Regions from separate parts of the Homo sapiens genome. Here region 1 is linked to region 2. A link is a contact called in ENCODE Hi-C data. All regions are on one chromosome and are shown on one strand. The core of a region is the stretch at or near the end of the contact, and the rest is flanking DNA. Distances in the headings are between cores, read along the strand shown.

The links. A loop is a pair of places that touch in the nucleus more often than their neighbours do.
Region 1: a map of natural killer cell shows a loop between it and region 2 (2.4-fold over the local background). The contact joins the promoter of KIR2DS4 here to the promoter of CDC42EP5 in region 2. A Hi-C loop is called at or near these places in 1 of 168 maps with a recorded cell type or tissue (natural killer cell).

The regions. Positions count from the first base shown.
Region 1 is chr19:54,831,411-54,834,601 of GRCh38, forward strand. It overlaps KIR2DS4 (killer cell immunoglobulin like receptor, two Ig domains and short cytoplasmic tail 4 (gene/pseudogene)), which reads left to right and starts at 1,297. Exons shown (of 7, transcript NM_001281972.2): 1 at 1,297-1,388. The coding sequence starts at 1,355.
Region 2 is chr19:54,471,969-54,475,158 of GRCh38, forward strand. It overlaps CDC42EP5 (CDC42 effector protein 5), which reads right to left and starts at 1,328. Exons shown (of 3, transcript NM_145057.4): 1 at 1,096-1,328.

The sequences.
Region 1 (3,191 bases), core at 47-2,546, 360 kb after region 2:
CACCCACGAATAGTAAAGGATGACCGTATATGACTTTTATTTCTCAATTTTAAATATAAATCATAAAAAATGTACAATAACTAGATAAAAAGTAAGAAGTGTTTTTATAGTGTGAGAATAAGTTTAGATTTATTTTTTCCTACGTGTAACCCTTTGGTTTAATATTATTTATTAAGAAGACATTCTATGCCACCTTAAACCACACGGCAGCCTTTGTCAACTCTAAAGGGACTGTGTGTACACGGATGTATTTTAGACACTGTTTCTGCTAAGGGGCTCTCTGTGTCCACACTCTTGAGGATGCTGCACTTCATGTAGCCTTATAAAACCCTTTAAATTTAGTAGCCAGAGCCCTCTAATTTGTTATTATAGGCTACTTGCTATTTTTTTTTCTTGAGGCGGAGTCTTGCTCTGTCGCCCAGGCGGGACTGTAGTGGAGCAATCTCAGCTCACTGCAACTTCCGCCTCCCAGGTTCAGGCGATTCTCGTGCCTCAGTCTCTTGAGTAGCTGGCGTTTCAGGTGCCTGCCACCAGGCATGGCTAATTTTTGAATTTTTAGCAGAGACGCGGTTTCACTGTGTTGGCCAGGCTGCTCTCAATCTCCTCATCTCAGTTGATCCGCCCACCTCGGCTTCCCGACCTGCTGGGGGAAACTTGATTTTCTATAGCATTATGTTACTGGATATTTCTGTAAAATTTAAAATGAGGGAGGCAGAGAGACAGAGAGAGAGCAAACTCCAGAGTTGGGACTCTGGAATCTTGAGTCATGAGACAAATTATAGATAAAACTACAAAAATCCAGAATTTACATGTGTGGTTTTTGCTGATAAAGTACAATTCTAAGATTGTAAATAATTGCATAATCCTTCCCTGGGAATTTAAATCATTTGAACTGGTTCTGCTGTAATACTAGAAATACAAGCATGAACAATTCTAATGGTTTATTAGTCACAATGACTCTGAAAACACTAATAATACCTATTAGATATTTTGCATATTACACAGGAAGAAGAGTTCGAATCTCAGATAAAAACAATAAAAATTCATGAAAAGTCTTTCATGTTAGCACAGATTTTAGGCATCTCATGTTTGGGAGGTTGGATCTAAGACATGTTTTGAGTTGGTCATAGTGAAGGACGCGAGGTGTCAATTCTAGTGAGAGCAATTTCCAGGAAGCCATGTTCTGCTCTTGAGCGAGCACCCACTGGGCCTCATGCAAGGTAGAAAAAGCCTGCGTACGTCACCCTCCCATGATGTGGTCAACATGTAAACTGCATGGGCAGGGCGCCAAATAACATCCTGTGCGCTGCTGAGCTGAGCTGGGGCGCGGCCGCCTGTCTGCACCGGCAGCACCATGTCGCTCATGGTCATCATCATGGCGTGTGTTGGTGAGTCCTGGAAGGGAATAGAGGGAGGGAGCGTGGGGATGGAGATCTGGGCCCAGAGGTGGAGATATGGGCCTGGAGGTGGAGTTATGGGCCTGGAGTGGAGATCTGGGCCTAGAGATGGAGTGATGAGCCTAGAAGTGGAGATCTGCGCCTGGAGTGGAGATCTGGGCCTGGAGTGAAGATCTGGGCCTGGAGTGGAGATATGGGCCTGGAGTGGGGATAGGAACCTGGAGTGGAGAGAGGAACCTGGAGGAGAGATAGGAACCTGGAGGGGAGGTAGGAGCCTAGGGTGGAGATATGGGACTGGAGTGGAGATATGGGACTGGAGTGGAGATATGGGCCTGGAGTGGAGTTATGGGCCTGGAGTGAAGTTATGGGCCTGGAGGTGGAGATACGGGCCTGGAGTGGAGATATGAGCCTGGAGTGGAGATATGGTCCTGGAGTGGAGATATGGGCCTGGAGTGGAGATATGGGTCTGCAGTGGAGTTATGGGCCTGGAGTGAAGTTATGGGCCTGGAGGTGGAGATATGGGCCTGGAGTGGAGATATGGGACTAGAGTGGAGATAGGGGCCTGGAGGTGGAGATCTGGGCCTGGAGTGGAGATCTGGGCCTGGAGTGGAGATCTGGGCCTGGAGTGGAGATATGGGCCTGGAGTGGAGATATGGGTCTGCAGTGGAGATATGGGCCTGGAGGTGGAGATATGGGCCTGGAGTGGAGTTATGGGCCTGGAGTGAAGTTATGGGCCTGGAGGTGGAGATATGGGCCTGGAGTGGAGATATGGGACTAGAGTGGAGATAGGGGCCTGGAGGTGGAGATCTGGGCCTGGAGTGGAGATATGGCCCTGGAGTGGAGATATGGGCCTGGAGTGGAGATATGAGCCTGGAGTGGAGATATGGCCCTGGAGTGGAGATATGGGCCTGGAGGTGGAGATATGGGCCTGGAGTGGAGTTATGGGCCTGGAGTGAAGTTATGGGCCTGGAGGTGGAGATATGGGCCTGGAGTGGAGATATGGGACTAGAGTGGAGATACGGGCCTGGAGGTGGAGATCTGGGCCTGGAGTGGAGATATGGCCCTGGAGTGGAGATATGGGCCTGGAGTGGAGATATGAGCCTGGAGTGGAGATATGGCCCTGGAGTGGAGATATGGGCCTGGAGTGGAGATATGAGCCTGGAGTGGAGATATGGCCCTGGAGTGGAGATATGGGCCTGGAGTGGAGATATGGGCCTGGAGTGGACATATGGGTCTGGAGTGGAGATACGGGCCTGGAGGTGGAGATATGGGCCTGGAGTGGAGATATGGGCCTGGAGGTGGTGATATGGGCCTGGAGTGTAGACATGGGCCGAGTGGAGATATGGGTCTGGAGTGGAGATATGGGCCTGGAGTGGAGATATGGGACTGGAGTGGAGATATAGGCATGGGGTGGAGACATGGGCCGGGAGTGGAGATATGGGACTGGAGTGGAGATACGGGCGTGGGGTGGAGATATGTGCCTGGAGGTGGAGATATGGGCGTGGGTTGGAGATATGGGCCTGGAGTGGAGATATGGGCGTGGGGTGGAGATATGGATCTGGAGTGGAGACATGGGCATGGGGTGGAGATATGGGCCTGGTGTGTAGATATGGGCCTGGAGTGGAGATATGGCCCTGGAGTGGAGATATGGGCCTGGAGTGGAGATCTGGGCCTACGGTGGAGATATGGGCCTAGGATGGGGATATGGGCCTGGAATGGAGATATGGGCCTGGGTGTGGAGATATGGGACTGGAGTGGAGATATGGGCCTGATGTGGAGATATGGGCTTGGAGT
Region 2 (3,190 bases), core at 78-2,577:
CCAGGAGTCCAGACCCCCCAGCCCTTCCTCCCTCAGACCCAGGAGTCCAGGCCCCCAGCCCCTCCTCCCTCAGACCCAGGAGTCCAGGCCCCCAGCCCCTCCTCCCTCAGACCCAGGAGTCCAGACCCCCAGCCCCTCCTCCCTCAGACCCAGGAGTCCAGGCCCCCAGCCCCTCCTCCCTCAGACCCAGGAGTCCAGACCCCCCAGCCCCTCCTCCCTCAGACTCATGAGTCCAGACCCCCAGCCCCTCCTCCCTCAGACCCAGGAGTCCAGACCCCCAGCCCCTCCTCCCTCAGACCCAGGAGTCCAGGCCCCCAGCCCCTCCTCCCTCAGACCCAGGAGTCCAGACCCCCCAGCCCCTCCTCCCTCAGACTCATGAGTCCAGACCCCCAGCCCCTCCTCCCTCAGACCCAGGAGTCCAGACCCCCAGCCCCTCCTCCCTCAGACCCAGGAATCCAGGCCCCATCCCCTCCTCCCTCAGACCCAGGAGTCAAGACCCCCCAGCCCCTCCTCCCTCAGACCCAGGAGTCCAGACCTCCAGCCCTTCCTCCTCCCTCAGACCCAGGAGTCAAGATCCCCCCAGCCCCTCCTCCCTCAGACCCAGGAGTCCAGGCCCCCAGCCCCTCCTCCCTCAGACCCAGGAGTCCAGACCCCCAGCCCCTCCTCCCTCAGACCCAGGAGTCCAGGCCCCCATCCCCTCCTCCCTCAGACCCAGGAGTCCAGGCCCCCAGCCCCTCCTCCCTCAGACCCAGGAATCCAGGCCCCATCCCCTCCTCCCTCAGACCCAGGAGTCCAGACCCCCAGCCCCTCTTCCCTCAGACTCAGGGGTCCAGACCCCCAGCCCCTTCTTCCTCAGACCCAGGAGTCAAGACCCCCCAGCCCCTCCTCCCTCAGACCAGGAGTCCAGGCCCCCAGCCCCTCCTCCCTCAGACCCAGGAGTCAAGACCCCCCAGCCCCTCCTCCCTCAGACTCATGAGTCCAGACCCCCAGCCCCTCCTCCCTCAGACCCAGGAGTCCAGACCCCCAGCCCCTCCTCCCTCAGACCCAGGAGTCCAGGCCCCACCCCTGGCAAGCCCTGGCATAAGGCCCCTTTACCTGCACCGGGAGCTAAAGTGTCAGCCCCTCTCGGGGGCCATGGCAGGAGCCCAGGCAGAAGCGGAATCACCGCCCAGTCCCCAGGCAGAGAGGGTTTTGGCACAGGCCCCTCCCAGGCTTTCTTATCCCCCAAAAGTTTGCCTCTAGGAGTTAAAGGACTAGAAAGCAGTGGTGGAAAAGCTGAGGCCCCTCTGGGCGGAGTGTGGGGGCGGGAGGAGGCCAGGACTAAGTGTGCAGGGGGAACTGGCAGAGGGGGTGGGGCTGGACAGGGCGCGCCCCCAGCCTGGCCCCTCCCCTGCACAGCTTGGAATTTCCTGAAACTGGGGAAGTCTGGCTGTTTAGAAGAGTAATTTCTTCCAGATTGCAGCTGTATGGAGAGAGAGAGAGGGAGAGAGAGAGAGAGAAAGAGAGAAGAGAGGCAGGTCAGACAGTGAAAGCAGCAGGAGGATGAAGAGCATGGAGGGTGTCTGAGAGGGGCAGCTCTGGCTTTGCTGCGGCGTCCCCTAGATGAACCTCCCTGCCTGGAGCCACTCCGTCATAGAAAGCTCATATCTCATTCTAAGCACCAGTGTCTATTGATGACAAGAGAGTGAGGTTTGAGTGTTAGGGCAATTCCTTCAGGGCGGTGCGGGCAGGGAGAGAGAGCGGAGGGGGAGAGCAGAGTCCCAAGGCAGGATGCAGCTCAGTGGGAAGAAGGTGGGAAGCCCAGGTGGGAGTCTAGGTCTGTGGGAGGGAGGTGGAGGCCCAGGTGGGAGGCTGGGTCAGCGGGAGGGAGGTGGAGATGCAGGTTGGAGCCTGGGTCAGGGTCAGAGGGAGAGGGAGAGGGAAGCCCAGGTAGGAGGCAGCTCAGTGAGAGAAAGGGGAGGCCCAGGTGGGAGGCTAGGTCAGTGGTTTTACCCCTAGCTGGGGCTGGGGTTGTAGTGCTGGAGAGAAGACAGTCAATTTGCGATAACAGGAAGCAGCCTTGAGCTGGGTCTTAAGGATGAGTGAGAGTTGATGGAGCCCAGGAGAGGAGGATGGATATCGGAGCAGAATGGGGAAGCTGGGTGGGGCAGAGGGTTCTCAGACACCAGGTGGAGTTTGATTTGCCTGGAGAAGCCAGCTTGAAAGCCACTGGGAGCTTCAGTTTGCCCTGCAGGCGTGGGGGGACCGCGGAGGAATGGCAGGGAAAGATCCAGGTGTTAGAAAGTTCCCACTGGGGTCCCCGCAGGGGATGGAGTGAAGCAGGTCAGGACTCAGCACCCACAGCAAAATTTAAGGGGGGAGGGGGCAGTGGTCACCAGAAACTCAGTAATCAGAAAAACTATATATATATATATATATATGTTACAGACTTTTATTAAGTATTTTTTATTGATGTAAAATTCACATAACATAAAATTAACCATCTTTTTTTTTTCTTTTTTTTTAATTGAGACGGAGTTTTGTTCTTGTTGCCCAGGCTGGAGTGCAATGGCGCGATCTCCACTCACTGCAACCTCCACCTTCCAGGTTCAAGCGATTCTCCTGCCTCAGCCTGTTGAGTAGCCGGGATTACCGGTGCCTGCCACCACGCCCAGCTAATTTTGTATTTTTAGTAGAGACGGGGTTTCTCCACGTTGGTCAGGCTGGTCTCGAACTCCCGACCTCAGGTTATCCGCCTGCCTCGGCTTCCAAAGTGCTGGGATTATAGGTGTGAGCCACTGCATCGGGCCAGAATTAACCATCTTAAGGTGTACAGTTCAGTGACATTTAGTACATTCCCAATGGAACATACCTAATTGGTACACTGGTAATTGTGTAGCCATCCTTTCTATCAAGTTCCCAAACATTTTCATCACCCCTAAAGAAAACCCTATTAAGCGGTCACTCCCATGCCCCGCTCTCTGCAGCCCCTGGAAACCACTCCCCTGTTTTCTGATTCATGGATTACCTCTTCTGGACATTCGCATAAATGGAATCACACATCATACAGCCTTACCTATCTGACTTCCTTCACATAAGCAGGTTCATCCGTGTGCAGCATGTGCCAGTGGTTCATTACATGTATTATGTACATACGTTAAGATATATATAAAGGCCAAGTGCAGTGGCTCACGCCTGTAATCCCAGCACT